2 separate regions of the Homo sapiens genome follow, and region 1 is linked to region 2. A link is an interaction called in ENCODE POLR2A ChIA-PET data of the cell type or tissue named here. Cell type or tissue: MCF 10A. All regions are shown on one strand. Each heading gives the region's core, and the rest is flanking DNA. Links, peaks and the distances in the headings are about the cores only.

What was found. Peaks named below come from ENCODE experiments on the same cell type or tissue, not always from the same donor. Only the 100,000 strongest peaks of a DNase experiment are listed, where the experiment ranks them.
Region 1: POLR2A ChIA-PET joins it to region 2 with 5 read pairs; 3 of 35 experiments call an interaction of 5 or more read pairs at or near these places.

Annotation. Positions count from the first base shown.
Region 1 is chr7:106,342,041-106,350,521 of GRCh38, forward strand. No RefSeq gene overlaps it. Among named protein-coding and RNA genes, the nearest start is that of NAMPT-AS1, 61 kb to the left of the region's middle. RefSeq lists an enhancer at 4,097-5,296. In MCF 10A, for the core only: no CTCF peak of the experiment used is centred there; a DNase peak (open chromatin) is centred at 4,781.
Region 2 is chr7:106,413,396-106,421,876 of GRCh38, forward strand. No RefSeq gene overlaps it. Among named protein-coding and RNA genes, the nearest start is that of NAMPT-AS1, 130 kb to the left of the region's middle. In MCF 10A, for the core only: no CTCF peak of the experiment used is centred there; DNase peaks (open chromatin) are centred at 4,056 and 4,916.

The sequences.
Region 1 (8,481 bases), core at 1,919-6,918, 72 kb before region 2:
CCCACATTTTCCTGTCTTTTCCTGAGCCCTCCAAACTGTTTCAACCTCTGCCTGTTACACAGTTCCAAAGTTGCTTCCACATCTTCACGTATCTTTTCAGCAGTGCCCCACTCCTGGTACCAATTTACTATATTAGTCTGTTCTTACACTGCTGATAAAGACATACTCAAGATTGGGCAATTTACAAAAGACGGAGAGGTTTAATGGACTTACAGTTCCACGTGGCTGGGGAGGGCTCACAGTCATAGTGGAAGGCAAGGAGGAGCAAGTCATGTCTTACATGGATGGCAGCAGGCAAAGTGAGAGCTTGTGCAGGGAAACTCCCCCTTATAAAACTATCAGATTTCATGAGACTTACTATCACAAGAAGAGCACAACAAAGACCTGCCCCCATGATTCAATTACCTCCCACTGGGTCCTTCCCACAACACATGGGAATTCAAGATGTGATTTGGGTGGGGACACAGTCAAACCATATTACACATGGATCCTAGAAGAGAAGAGGTTTTGTTTTTCTCCTGTAAATCTCTATAACAAACATTCCTGAGAGCATAAGTATCTACCTCCTGAAGTTCCCATTAAATCTTTTAACCAAATTCATTTCCTCTCTCCTAGAGACCATCAAGCTTCAGATGATCATGTGACAAAGGTTCCAGTCAGTTCCAGGTGAAGACACCACCCCTGGTCATTAAGGAGCTACCCTGTCTCCATTAGACAGAGCAGGACAAGAGTTCTGTGATCCACAATGGGTAGGGACTACACCCTGAGCCAGCATGAAGCAGTTACAGAAGAAAGACCGTCAGTCCCTCTGCCTCCCATAAAGATTTATGGGGATCACATCTTTTGGGGGGAAATAAGACAGGAGAATAGGGCCTGGAGGCAGGGAACCTAAGGACTTATTAGAACTAAATCAAAGGAAAACACTTCAGTGATGACAGGAAATATCCTCTTCATTTACATAGGGCATACACCTAGTAAATGACTTTGTAACTTGAATTCATCCTCTTCATTTACATAGGGTTTACACCAAGTAACCAGTGAAAATCTCTAGAGGGTATTTAAGCCCCAGAAAATTCTGTAATCGCACTGTTGAGACCCTATGCTTGCTCCTGCTCCCACCCTGTGGAGTGTACTTTCATTTTAAAAAAATCTCTGCTTTTGTTGCTTCATTGTTTCCTTGCTTTGTTTGTGTATTTTGTCCAATTCTTTGTTCAAGACACTAAGAATCTGGACACCCTCCAGTGGTAACAATTTGCAAGCTCGATTGGAGGTGGAGTGGCTTCAAAATTGGCTTAGTCACATGGCTGGCAAGTTGGTGCTTGCTATTGGTGGGAGGCTTTCACTATTTCTCATGGGTTCTTCTCCAATGGGCTGCTTGAGCTTCCCTCCAGTATGGTAGCTGGCTTCCCAGAAAGAGTGGTCCAGCAGAACAAAGCAACAGCTGTGGTGACTTTTATGACCTATCCTCAGAAGTTAAACATGGTCTTCTCCATCAAGTGGTTGCACAGACCACCTCTGATTCAATGTAGGAGGAGACTTCAGATGATCACGAATAGTAAGAGGTGAAGATCATGCAGGCATCCTAGAGCCTGACTGTGACAGGGTAGTATATGCCTATATTCCTCCCTCAATATTTTCCTGTTTTCCTACTCTGCCTGTTTGGCAAGGACACAGTGGCTCCTAACCTCTCTACTCTTAATCTCTTCATTGTGTTTTCTTGATATTTCTCAAGATTCCTACATATATTGAGTCATACAGAATGTAAAACCAACAGTTTTTAAAATTAATCAATTTTAGCAGTTTTTAAGCTTTCAGAGCTGTCCACTTCATCCTAACACTTTAGGAGTTGGTGGCCATCCCATGATCTCCTTCACGTTTATGTAATGTTCTATCTGCCTGCTCACAGTCTGTATCTCATCCTGGAGAGTCCTTATTTGTAAAGCATATCTGTCTTCTTGTACTTATCCTTCTGGTCTCTTCATGGATCTACTACCCTTTCTAGTGCTTTACCTATGTCATCACAAAGATTCCAGAATGAAGTCTCCTTCCTTCAAGATGGCAACCCTGGAGCATGGTTTTATTTGAGCCTGAGCTGGAATTGCAAAATTAGGCAGCTTGGCAGGAGAAAGCTAGAGCCAGGCATCAGTGGACCCCAACCTCTGAAGAAACCAACGCTTTTACAAACAGCTCCCTTCTGTAATGTCATGGGAGAGTAATTTTTTGCTTTTATAGGGTTTCTTCAGACAGAAGTACCACACAAAGATTATACAAGGATCTATGCTTTTCCATGTGGGGGTTTGATACATTAATGAGAATTTGACAAATCCTGACCACTCTGCCATCTGTGGGCCTCATTCTGTTCCTACTTCTGTGATGCTTTCCATCTGTTCTGAGACAGAGGAACTCGTTCCACTGACATAGGCAATACTCCTAACCCTACCAGCTGTCTTACAAGGGTGTGTTGCTGCTCACTGGAGAAAATGAAAGAAAAGGTATATATTCAACAAAAATCCTGCCAGAAACAATTCACATTCTTCCGTACAGGTAGCTTACAAAGGGGCACAATATGGGATGGGTTTATATTAATCATATCTCATACTTTTCATGAGGTTATGTCATCTTACTGCTCAGAAACCTCCAATAGCTCTCACGACTTAATCAAACTCCTTATCTTAGCATTGTAGGCCTTCCGGCTGTCATTCAGGCTTCATGGCACTTTATTAATACAATATTCCTTTCCCTTCCCCGCTACATGTCACCTATACTTTAGCCAAATGGGACCACATACTATTGTTCTAACCTGCTCCATAAATTTCTGCCTCCATGCTTTTAGAAATTGTATTCTCTGCATTCTAAATGTTTTCCTGTCATGTTGACCATAGAAGTGCTTCCCTTCCCTGAGATCTGTGGTAAGTGCTACCTCACTTATGACACCCTTCCTGATTTCCTCTATCTAGTGATCTCACTTCCCCATGGACTCTGAGAGCACTTTAGTGGTAACGTGTTTATAGACTTACCACATTCTTCCGGATATTTGAGCTGTTACTGTAACAGAGTCACGATGCTTACTTCCGCACTTGATGTTTTCCAAAATATTGATGGCTGAGAGTGAGAACAATCTGTTTTAATTCTGCCAGTGATTATTAAATTTATCTTTGAAGAAGGGTAGATCTTTGAGTTTTGGAGAAGAATAAGACTTAAGGGAGTTTTAGATTATACAAATGAAAGATAATCTTTTGGAATACAGAGACTCTGGTCCAATGTTTCTCAATTTGGTTTCCACAAAACCTTAAAGTTCAATATGTCATCACTAGGGGTTTGTAAGAGATTTTGATTTAAAACCTAGACATCAACTTTCGAAGTTTGCATACTTTGAGGATAGATAGTGGCTAAGCAGACATGTCAGCAATTTCATTCGGGGTCTTTCAGCCCCATTGTGGCAGTGTGCAATAGGATTGTATTTGTTTGTGCCCAGTTTGGTTTATGATGCAAGCTATGGGAGGTTACTGGTAACTGATGAGTGCTATATTGCACAGACGAGAGGGGTGGTAAATGGATGACATGAGTTTTTCCTTCTCTAACTATTTCCCCTAAACTCCCCTTATGCACTACAGGATGACTCACAGGACCAAACAAGCTTTGCTAGTATAACTAAAAATGAGGGGAAATTTAATTTTCATTCTAAAGGCTCAGCTGCACCCTGCCCCACCTCCTGCCCCCAGTTTTGTTGTGGTTACAAACATGGCAAAACATAGGTTGAAAAAGACTAAAAGTGATTTCTCCAGTGATTGATGAGTTTGGGGGGATTTTTAAATTTTACTATGCTCTTATGTTTTACACTTAACTCATGTTTGTATTTTATAAACATGTTTGATAACCCAATGTGGTAATTTTTGAAGGTGAGATGTGAGATGGAAGAGGAAAATTTTAGGCCTGGGGATAACCCTGATAAGGGTAGTGATGATGAATTATAACCTTCTGAGTCATTTTCCTGTGTGATTGGAACAAAGGACACAGAAAAAGTCCATCTTTATGATGAAAGACCCTTACCAAGGAGCTTCTATAGGCTGATTATCCAAATTTTCTTATTTTATTGAGAATCATCCATGTGAGGAGGCCAGCAAGATTTTTCTGTAAAGAGGCAGGTGGCAAATATTTTAGGTTTTTCAGATCACATGTAGTCTCTGTCACATATTCTTCTTTGTCTTTGTCTGCTTGTTTAAATGCTTTAAAAATGTAAAAGCCAATCTTAGCCCTGAGGGCTGTACCAAAGCAGGCCTCTGGTGAGGTTCGGCCCATGGGCTGTCATTTGCCAATCCCTGCTATGTCAAACAACTTAGAGATGTGGGAATGGCTCCAATAAAAAAAAAAAAAGAAAACCCAAACAAAACAAAAACCCTTAAATATAAGTCATAGGTATTCGAGAAGTAAAGATGCTGATTACTTTAAGCAGCTATTAGAATCTTAAAACAAACAGTAACTCTTGTTAAAAACACACAAACACACAAACAAACAAGAAACAGGTACATTCAGTGAAAAGGACCAGGGAGCAAGTTATTTAGTAGCAGAACTTACTGTCTTAAACAGGAAAAGTCACACAGTTGGTAAGGCTAACAATGTGATCATGTAAAATTACTGTGAATCAAAGGCTAGGAAAAGATGCACTACAAGAAACTGAAAAGGTTCCACAGCCTCAAACAGTGTCATATGGTGAAGTATTGATGACACGTCACACAACTTTGAAGAGGTTTTGTGACATACCCTGAAAAACCGCAGCTTCCTTTTCTAGGTTGATGAGTCAGGGGATTTCACCAATAAATGTCATACTTAGCATTTGTAAGATTTGCAAGTAATTGTGAAATTCAAGAAAACAAAGAGTGGCCCATAACAAGGAAAGGCCAAGATATAATTAATGTTTGGCCTTCATATCTATAAACAAAAGGTCTAAGAACTACATTGACATGAACACTGATAGTGCTCTGTCAAATTTGGTTCTATGAGAGCTTTTGCATCTTATTAAATGAAAAAAGTTTCTCACATTTTCACAACACATTGGCTTCTTCAAAGAGAATGTCAAACATTCTTGGAGATGAAATGAAAGTTTTAGATAATATTACAAAATGGCTATCTTTGTTATATAAAGGCTAACTTGAGAATACTTTTAAAACTGAAAAGGTGTCGATAAAGGCCACAGAAATATCCTGCTATACACAGAAATTTGGTGGCTCAGCAGAGGAAGCATTTTCAACAGGGTGTTTGAGCTAAAAGATGAAATTCAAAAGTACTTTCAATATCATACTGGGCAAGTTTCGTTAAGTGTTTTGATGAACAATGGCTACAAAAAGTTGCCTTCTCAGCGGACATTTTTCATTATGTGAACAAGTCTCTGCAAGGCCCTGGAGAAAATGTTTTGACTTTGAGTGACAAGATTCTTGAATTTAAAAGGTAACTGAGAGGGACTTCCGATTCAAGTGATGATGGAATAAGACCCTTGTGAAAAATTCCCTTGCAGTAAAACAACTATAAAACCTAAACATAAAGCAAAAAGCAACTACTTGAAGGCACTAGAGAGAGAACAGAAGCAGAAAGACATTGGCAAAGAATAAATATTTGGAAGAGGAAGCAGTATGAAGTAAGTGCCCTGTGTCTGTGGCTTCTAGCCTTGGTCTCAGTGCAACCCACTGAGTGTGCACAGTGGCAGTGTGGTAGAAGCATCAGTAGAAAACCCACCATCTCTCTGGTAGGGGAATCCATGGCTGATGGAGAGAGTTGGAGAATTCCCAAAGAGAAAGAAACAGAGAGCAAATCCCCAAAATTTTGTCTAATGATTTCTCTGACTGATTCCTGAATGACATATGCATGAAACAGACCAAAGGCAGTTCAACTAAAGACAAATGATCTGAACTGAGACTAGAGTTAAGATGCAAGAAACAAAGTTGCATAAGCCAAAGAAAACCACTTGTTAGAGAAGCAATAAAATCAATAATCTGCACAGCTTGATATTCATAAAGTCCAGGGTAAATCCAAAATTTCCCAACAAAAAAGAACCAAGAAAAATGGAATGTATCAAGAAAAGAAGATCAATTGAGACCCTCAGATAAGATGTTAGATACAACAGACAAGGATTTTTAAACAGCTATTATAATGATATTCAATGAAACAAAACAAAATATGAGCTCAATAAATAAAGAAAAATTGAAAATTCAACAGAGAAAAGCAGACAAAACTAAATTGAAATTCCAGGACTAAAAAATGTAATATCTGATCTAAAACAATCACTGAAGAGAACAGCTGAGTGGAAGTGACAGAGGCAGGAGTAAGTGAAGTGAAAAATAGATAAATAGTAATTGTTCCATGTGACAAACAGGGAGAAAAAAAATTGGAAAAAAACCTACAGAGTGCAGGGACTTGGTACAAAAATATTAAATGTTCCAATATATGTGTAATTGGAGTCCTAGGAGAAGAGATTAAAAAAATAGAAAAAAGATGATTAAAAATGGCCCCCCAAATCTCCCAAATTTGATAAGACAGAAATTTACAAATAAATATGCTCAAAGGACATCAGGTAAAAGAAACATAAGCAATCCCACATCAAGGTACATCATGGTCCAACTGTTTAAAGCCAAAGATTGAGAAAAGTCTTCAGACTATCAACAGAAAACACCATATATAATAGAACGATTATTTAATTAACAGCTGAGTTTTCATCATAAACCACGGAGAACTGAGTGGTAAAATATCTTTAAGGTGCTGAAAGAAAAAAAAAAAACATCAACCCAGATTCTATATCCAGATAAAATATTCTTCAAGAACAAAGGCAAAATAAAGATATTTTCTGATGAAAGAAGCCTAGAAGTATTCATTACAAGCAGACCTGCACTAAAAGAAATGGCCAAGGAAGTTCCTCAGGCTAAAGGTAAATGATACCAGATGATATTAGTATCTCCATAAAAAGAAGAAATAACATAAAAAATTATAAATACAAAATAATTTTTGTCTTTGATTTTTCCTCTTAACTTCTTTATGTGACTCACATAACTCTTCAAAGAGAAACTATAACAGTATCTTCTATGATTTATAACAAACATAGATGTAACAGATATAATAATTATAACATGAATCATGAAGGGCTTATGGAACCAATGGCTTCCAGGTTTTTCTAATTTACTTGAGTAGTACATTATTAAATGTAAATGGTAAAGTTAAGGATTATATTGCACTCATAAATTAATTACTAAAATAATAATACAAATAAGGATAGCCAATTATTTCAAGATGGAGCAACAAGGACTGAATATATCCTCTTGCCTGAAACAACTAAAAAATAAGAAAAAAATATGAATATTAAGGCATTGGGTATCAGACAATAAAATACAGTGAGATGGTAAACAAATGAAATAGCCTATCATTGCCCCAGCTTACTGCCTTGACAAGAGTTTTCAGGCATGGTGTAGGGAGGAGAAGCCAGGCAGAACCTGGATGCCTCCCTGCGTGGAGGACTCAGAGCTGGGAGAGAGGAGAGGCCAAGGCAGCTAGGGTTTTCAGGGCAGAGCAGCAGAGAGAAGAGAACTCTGGAGATCAGCAAAGGGTCCCCTGATTCTTCAGCTGGGTACTGATCAAAGCCTGTATCTGAGCAAATTAGCCAAGGCTGGGGAAAGAACTACTCAAAGGATTAGAGAGAATAATACTCAGAGCTCACCCAGGGCCTGGAGAAGTTTCTGTTCCCAACAGCCAGAGTGGAAAAGCTCATGATTTATGGAGAATCAGGTAACATATACAGAAGATGTTTGACTCAGTAGTCAGGGAAAAGTCATTCTAGATGAAACACTTTCTAGAAGAAAGCCTAACAGCAATTCCTGAGAGGATTTAACTGTTGCCAAGTAATCTAACTGTGTTAAGGACAAAGATCAAGAGTATTTTTAGGAATACAAATTGAACAAGTTAAAATTGACAATACCTGGCATACAATCGACTGTTACCAGGTGTGTTCATTTTCTGTTGCTGCCTAACAAATTACCACTGTTAGGGACTAAAGGTGTGTTTCCCCCCCAAATTCATATGTTGAAATTCTAACCTCAATGTGATGGTATTAGAAGGTGAAAATTTGGGCAGTAATTAGGTCATGAGGGTGGAGCTCTTACAAATAGGATTAGTGCCCTTATAAAGGAACCAGAAAGCTCTCTTGCCCTCTTTCCACCATGTAAGGATACAACAAAAAGCTGACAGTCTGTAACTCGGAAGAATACCCTCACTAAAACCCAATCACGTTGGCATCCTGATCTTGGACTTGCAGCTTCCAGAACTGTGACAAATAAATTTCTGCCACCTAGTTTGAAGTACTTTGTTATAAGTGCCCAAACTGACTAAGGGAACCACAAATGAAATGGCTTAAGATAACATACGCATTTATTACCTTAGTCCAGACAAGGCTCAATTAACTTCTCTGCTCAAGGTCTCACAAGGCTGTGATCAAGATGACAG
Region 2 (8,481 bases), core at 2,244-7,243:
AGGAAGAAGGGAAAATGAATTTTGGGGTGCAACTACTAGGTCTGCCACAGACTGAACTGAATATTTCCTTAAAACAAATCCCTAGATTACTGAGTTAAAATGCATATATTTTAAGAGCTTACAGCTGAAATGGCTAGCCACTCATCAAAACTGACATTCTTCCTTCTGGGCACACAGTTACACGCTGTTCCCTGTCTCCCTTACAATCTGGCATGGTCAGTTACTGAATTTTGGCTAATGGGATTTGAGCAGAAGTGATGTGTGCTGCTTCCTAGACTGGCCCTAGAAAGCCTCCCGTGTTCCTATCCTTTCCAGCTGGTCAGAATGGAAATATGCCTTGTGCAAAATTGGAAGTCACATACTGAAGATGACAGAGCCAGCAGCAGCTGGTCTCCCATCTAGTATTTATTATGTGTGCAAGAAATAAACTCTACATTATCCATTTTAGGATCATTTTGTTACCTACCCTAGACAAGGTTCTTAACAAATACAGTGAAATAATTTCCAGAAAAGATTGTACTACTTTCCATCCCACCAAAAGGAGAGGTACATGCCTGTCTTCCTTAACACAGTGATTATAATTTTTAAAAAATATTTACCAGTTTTATAGAAAAAACCAGATTGTTTGACATACATTTCTTTGTTTTCTGGTTACACAACATATTTTAAATGTTTACTAGCCTTTATGTAACTTTGCTCCCACCTCTTGGTTGCTAATTACAAAGCTAGTATTTTTATATGTTTTTTTTCCAAGATTAAGATGATTAACTACTAATAAAGGGGGATACCACATTGGACAAAGCCAACATATGAAAATACAAATTAATATAAGAGATAAACTAAAGAATTATTTGTTTTGTAAAGCAAAGAGAAATTTCCAGCCTAACAGAGAGAGCAGGAATTTTGCCAGAGATCAAGAGAATCACTTTCAATTCAAACAGTAAATGGCCAACACAGCCCAAACTCACATGCTTCTAGCAGGGTAGATTTTAAAAGCCTTCATTCACTTAAGTAGGTGATAGGAAAGATTATTTTCTCACCCCATACTTAGTAACAGGGCTTGAAGTTCACCTGGGGGTCTGTCTGGCACAGTGGCTTATCTATCAGCTGTTAACAGTTTGAGGAAAAACTATTGGTTATTTTAGACCAGAAGCTGGCAAAATATGGCCCATGGACTAAATCCAAATTGCACTTGTTTTTGTAAATAAAGTGTTACTAGAATACAGTCATGTCAATTTCTGCATGTATTGTCTACGGTTGTTTTCATGCTGTAATAGCAGAGTTGATAGATTACATTAGTTGCAAAGCTTAAAATATTTATTTGGCCTTTTACAAAGTTTGCCAGCCCTGCTCTAGACCTTAAGGCTGTTCAGGTTTTGTGTCTCTTCTTGAATCTGTTTTGGAAATTTCTTTCCCAGGCTTTATTGTATTAAACTTGTTGACTTTTTTGGCATACAATTTTTATATTACCTCCCATCCTCCTTTTAATATCTATAGAAATTATAAAGATGTTCCCTCTTTTATTCCTAATGTTGGTAATTTATATCTTCCCTCATTTTTTTTCTCATTAAGTCTAGGAAGATGTTTATAAATTGTGTCTATCTTTAAAAAAAACCCAGCTTTTAGTTTGTTTTTTCTTCTATAGTTTTTTTTTTCTGTTGTATTGATTTTCATTCTTATCTTTATCATTCACTGTACTTTGGGTTTAATTTGCTCTCCTTTTTAGCTTCTCAAGATGGAAGCTTATTCATTTTGATAACTTCTTCCCTAATATATGTAGTTAGAGCTATAAATTTCCCCCAAATCACTGCTTTAGCTACAGACCATAGATTTTTATATACGTTTTTATTATTCAAGAATTTTTCTAATTTTCATTGTGAGTTTTGTCTGATTCATGAGTTATTTATGAGAGTGTTGTTTCATTTCCAAATATGTGGGGTTTTTGTAGATATCTTACTGTTACTGGTTTTGTCAACATAAAAAATATAGAGAAATGAATCTCTAAAAAGAGTTTTTTGGAAATATACAAAAAGTAGGATTGCAGTCCAGGACATACATACAGATCAGATGTTATGTCTAGAGAACAGAGGAAAGGTCAGAGTTTACCAGAGAAAGAGGAGGTTATGCAAGCTGTTTTGAAAGAAAGCTTATTGGCACTGGCAGCATGTTATAAGGGCTGGTGGGTTCTGATTGGCAAGTGTCAGTAGCTATTAGATAGGACTTATACACTTGGATTTGTGGTTGGGTTCTTGCAGTTTTGGACTGGGCTTGTGAGATGGTGTGTCCAGTAAGTATTCTTAGATAAGGAGCTAGCTGTCCTTATGTGACTCATTCAGGAAATTGTAATTTGGAAAAAACTGCAGCTTCCAACTCCTGCTTTTGGATTTTTGTATCTCTTTCTTTAGATGTGTTAATTTTAGCTTCATGTATTTTATTTGTGATACTGGTAATTAGTGTCTTTGGTTATCTCACTTAGATATTTATCAATTTTATTGCTCTTTCTATACAGTCAATCTGATTTTTTCTATAATTAGTTTTTAGTTTCATTGATTTCTGCTCTAATTTTTATTATTTCTTTTCTTCTGCCTTAGACTTTTTTTATGTTAAGGTAGATATATAGATTATTGGTTTTAGATCTCTTTTATAATAGCATTTAATGCTATGAATTTCCCTCTAAGCACTGCTTTTACTGCATTTTACTAACCTTGGTAGGTTGTATTTTAATTTTGTTCAAAATATTTTTCTAATTTTGTCTTTATTTGTAAAGCATAGCTTCTTTGAATATAAAATTCTGGGTTGACACTTTTTTCCCCCCAGCACTTTAAATATGTTTTCCAGTGACTTCTGGCTTCTACTACTTCTGATATGTCAGGTTTTAATTATATTGTTTCTCTGTATATATAAGGGTTGGATGGGATTTTTTCCCCCCAAGATTATCTCTATCTTTGGCTTTCCGAAACTTGACTTAGGTGTGGGCTTTATATTTATCCTGGTTGGGTTTTGCTAACATTCTTGGATCTGAAAGTTGATGTTTTCCACCAAATTTGGGGAGTTTTCTCTATTTCTTTAAATATTTTTTTCTTCCTTTTCTTGATCTAAGATCCCAATTTCATCTATGTTGGACTATGTGATATTATTCTGTAAGTCTCCAAGTCTCTATTATTCTTCTTCATTCTTTTTACTATGTCATTTAGATTGGATAATTTTTATTGCTCTATCTCAAAGATCACCAATTCTTTTTCCAGTTACTGTGCTAATGAGCTTATCTAGTAAATTTTTCATTACAGTTATTACATTTTTCAACTTTAGATTTCCCCTTTTATGTAGTTTCCATTTCTATGTTGAGATTCCCTATCTGTTCACTCATTAAGATTATGCTTTTAATTCTCTGCACATATTTATGATAGCTACTTTGAAATTTTGTCTAGTAAATCCAATATCTGAGTCCACTCTGAGTTTCTATGTATTACTTTTTTCCTGAGTATGGGTCAAACCCTCCTGTTATTGGCAGGCCTAAAGAGTTTTGGATGAAAACTGAAAAATTTGATGATACTTTGTAGCAACTCTATACTGTTATGTTCTTCTGAGGACCAATTTTTTTATTGTTGTATTTGCTGCCTGGAGTTGCTTGGACTCAAACTATCTCACCTTATACTGTACAACAGCTGGTATCTCTGTTCAGTTCTTTCAGCTTTAAGCCATTTATTTTTAGCCTGCTTCCCAGGGTCACCCCTCAACTTGTGTAGTTTAGCAGTCAGCCAAGGATTTGGGCAAGGTTTGAATCAGATTTTGCAGTTTCCTTACTGTTCTGTTAGTCCAGCGCTCTATCCTCTAACATTAGAAGTGCGTTGGGGAAGGCACTCAATCAAAAAAGCAGCAAACTCACAGACCTACCCAGTGCAACTCTGTTTTTCAAACGTGATCCCCTCACTGGGTCTTGCTTTGTGCAAAATAACTTAAAGACTTTGGGACAGTTGCAAAGGGTGGGGGATGGGATGTTGCTATCAGATTTGTCAAGCTCTTCCTGATGAGTCGAATTTGGATGAATCACAGCCTGGCCAACACAAAGCACCTGCCCGTCCCTTCAGCGTCTTGATCAAACAGCATTTAATAAACACCACATGCCCTTGGGCTTCTGCTGAGGACAGTTGAGATGAGGTTAAGCTCACATTGGCCCTGATAACCTACAGCTTGAAGTCTCTGGAGTGTCTATCTCTGGGGCTGTGTCTGTATAACAGGCTCATGAATAGAGAAGGAAAAAGGACCTAGGATATCTTGGATCCTAATCTCTTTGTGACACTCATTGTTTGGCTTATCCCCCGGTTGTGACTTATTGGAATACTCCTCCGGGTATATGTATGTGTTTTTTGTTTGTTTTCTTGGAGGCTGTATCTGAATCTCAGCTGTGACTGACATCTCACAATGATGTGTACTCAAAAAGGCCCCATTTAAATTATTCAGGTTGCTGCAAACCAAGTGGTTATTTGGAAACTTAGAAAAACCAGGGAGAAGCAGAAATTTATATTTCTAAAAATGAAGTAACAAATTCGTTGATTTATTTCACACTTTTGGTTGAACATTCATATTAAGCTGTTTTTTGTAAACATATTACTAAGAAACTATTCTGATATGGCTTATTTTCCAGTGAACTTATGTGCACACATTAATTCATTAATATATCATGTCTTACATTTGTTTTATAAATATATAGACATGCTTCAGTCCCTGAGAAATTCTAAGATAATTAAGTGACCCCAAAAAGCAGTGTAACTAGTTAGTTCACACCACAAACAATGAATAAACTGTTTGCTGAATTTCCTGTGTTCCAAGTGGTAACACTTGCATCATAGTTACAAAACTTCAGTTTCCTGGTTTATTCACTTATGCCATTCATTTAACAAAACTGCTAGGTCAGACACTGACAGGCTCTGCAACATTGCTTCACACAAACAGAACAGTCTGTGCTCTCAGGAACATAAGATCAATGATAAGTAAATTAAAAATAAATATTTCGAATAATGATAAATGGTTCAGGGAAAATGAAGGTGATGAGGTGGAGAGTTCCTGGTGAACTTTTCAGGAATTGAGCCATGTGAAGATCTGTGGGAGAAGAATTCCAGACGAGTGAAAAGGGAAAGTAATGTTTTTGAGGCAGGAGTGCATGTGGTTGAACCAAGCCTCCAATGGAAGTCTACTGGCCTAATTTGTTTATTCATATTCATTTAATCAAATAGAACAAAGAGAACTAAGCACCTGTCCTAGAGCCTGACTCTTCTGTTTAGAAATCTAGGGAATCACTCTCTTCTAACCCCACAGCCTTCAGCCACAAAATGCCTGTGGTCACACGCACTTCTCCAACTGGGTTCTTCCAGCTCCTCAAGGAGAAATCTCTACATAATTAGGGCTTCCTTTGTTCAGTTACTCTTGTGTGACAGATGCACCGAGAGTAATAACTTAAGCATACCCTGAGAATGACCCTATGGTCTAAAAAGAATGTGTGTTTGGATTTCCAAGTGAAGAAATCCAGAAATGGCCAGTCCAAAGATTCATTCTATGAGAAACATCTAAACCTACAGGCCAGCCCATGGAATGCAGACCATACAGGGGATCAAGACCCTTTGTTTTGGGTTAAATGAAGGTTGCCAGGTGGAGGTTACCAGGGGGAGGGTGCTAACTAAAAATACTATATAAACTGCATGCTTTTTACAAGAAGTTAGTGGTTCTTCTGTCCAGACCACTGCCACCAGGACAGTGTCCTGTATGTAAGTCCCCTCAATAAGCTCTGTGTCTCATTTGCAGGCTCTGGGTCTCTTCTTCAGCCTCTCAAACATCCTATTGGGGATGCCATCCCTATTGGGGTCAATAGGGGTCTGGCATGACAACTCTGCAACCCTCTTACCTTCCAAGAAGGGCTCTGTGTATATGCACTTCAACACCTGGCACCAGTTGGTTTTTGGGTTTTCCACTTGCTATACCCTCAACTAAGCTCTGCATTTAAATTTCTCACTCTTTCCTCAGAAATCTATGATTGCTGCCAGTTAATTTTCACATAGATTATGTTAAATGCTGGGAATAGAAGGGATTAAAGCACAGACCTGACTCAGGGGGCAGGGGTTGGTATTGTCCTTCGTGAGGCATACGGCTTCTGTGATCGAGGCCCCCAGTGCTCTCCTATAAGGATGCCGGACACAAAAGAGGCCGGGAAGCCATTGAGGCTCTCAGAGCTTCCAGTCTAATTCCAAGGGTTTCAGGTTGTGCAATAGTCTTCAATTGCTCACTGCCTGGATGATATTTCTGAAAAGTCTGCAAAAGCACAAAGCCTTTTCCGATATTTCTTAGGGAGTTTCCCCAAGAATCAAAGACCAAAATTTGTTCTTTGGTCAAATGCAGGCCATGGGGCTTCTTCCTTTGTCTTGGCAGTGTGACTTTTCACCACGTCTCCTCGAAAAGTTGAAAAGGAGATGCACTTATTTGTCAAGACCCCGTTAAATGGAAACAGATGCTTGCCTTTTAAACATCTCTAGAATCCACCCACTTCATTCCATCACCACCACCTGAGTCACCATGTCCTCTCACCTGGACCACAGCATTAGCCTCAAAACTCATTTCCCTGTATGTAATTCATTCTCCACTTAACAGCTAGAGTGTCCTCTTTAAAAGGCAAGTCTGACTTTGCCCTGCCTATGCTTAAAATCCCTTAACAGCTCTTATTTGCTCTATGAAAAAGACAAAACTGATCAAATCCTGCATGCTGTGGCCCTCCCCACCTCTCCATTCTCTGTTCTGTTACCTCAGAAAACTTCTAGTGCTTTTTCTAATACTCTGAGGATCTTAGAAATTCTTGGAAATGTTTAATTACAGCAGTTTTGAAGTTCTAAGGAGCCAAAGGAGACCACAGGTCAGCTGGCATTTTCCCAGTACTGTCCCCACTGGAGGAGGTTAGCACTTTATTTGTGCCTGTGGGTGGGTGTGAGTGTGGGCATGGATAGGTGTTGAGGGGGTGGCCTCTCACACAGGCGTGGGCTGTGATGTGCTCTGTCCCCTCTGGACATCTGAATTCTGGCTGCAGTTGTCAATGGGATTCATCTAGTGGTTTAATTGACTTACAGTTCTGTATGGCTGGAGAGGCCTCAGGAAACTTACAATCACGGTGGAAGGGGAAGCACTCACCTTCCTCACAAGGTGGCAGGACAGAGAATGAAAGCTCAGGAAAAACTGCCACTTTTAAAGGCATCAGATCTCATGAGAACTCCCTCAATATCACGAGAACAGCATGAGGGAAACTGCCCCCGTGATCCAATCACCTCCCACCTGGCTCCTCCCTCAACACCTGGGGATTACAATTTGGATTACAATTCAAGATGAGATTTGGGTAGGGACACAGCCAAACCATATCACTCAACATCCCCTGGCCACAACTCCTTCACCTATACGATGGGGATAATAATGCCTGTCAGCAAAGGAGATAATGTGTGCCCAAGCTCAGCATGTCTGTGAGACAGAAGCAGCACGGGAAAAGAGGAACACTGAGGATGTGGCTAATTGGGGTAATGGGGCTTCTTCAGGCTCTTTCTTCAGCTCCATGTGGTTTCTCATCTCAGCACACACTTGGAGCGGAGCAGCCATTCCTCCCGGGGCTGAGGACCCAGCTCACATGGAACATCTCTGGCCCACATGTTCTGAACCCCTGGGTTTTTATTATAAATCCCTGGTTCTGTTTGTCTCCCTTGGGAAGCCACGGGGAAGCCCCTGCCCTGGACCAGGCCTCAGCATTTCTCAGACATAAGCGGTGGCCCAGGCTGCTAAGCACTCTCCCTGAGGAGAGAGTGTGGGGCAGTGAGTGGAAGGCCTGGCCATCAGCCCAGTGCTTATCCGCCTCGTGCCTCCAGCCTCCAGGGGCCCGGGATGATCCTTCAGACATAGTCCTCAGGCCCTGGGGCTGACCAGTCATCTTGGTGTCGAGAGTTATTATTTCTTGCCATGTCAGATAGCCTTGAAGTGTTGATGCATTGCCAGGCAGCCAAGGCTGTTTCAAGGATGGCTGAGTCTGAGCTACTTATCAAGAATGAGTGCTCTGATCTTGGGTGGACATGTTTCCTCTGGCATCTTCTAGCCTCCAAGTTACTGCTTTCCCCTTTTTAGTTTACTGTAAGCTGGAGAGATGGATTGGCTCTAACCCAAGAAATAAGCACTTCCACTCACATAGAGGCCCCACAGAGTAAAAGCGGGAAGAATGAGCCCTCAGCCAAGCAGCCAGCTTGCCAGCAGACATGTGATCTGGGCAGATGACACAATCTCTTTGTTATTCAATTTCCTCTTATGCTAACTGAAAATAATACTAGCACTTACTTCCTAGGGTGGTTGTGGGTATTAAATGAGTTAATATTTGTAAAGCACTTAGAACAGAACCTGGAACTTATTAAATGCCGCATTTGTTAAGATACATACTGATACACATGCATACGGATGCAATAGGGATGG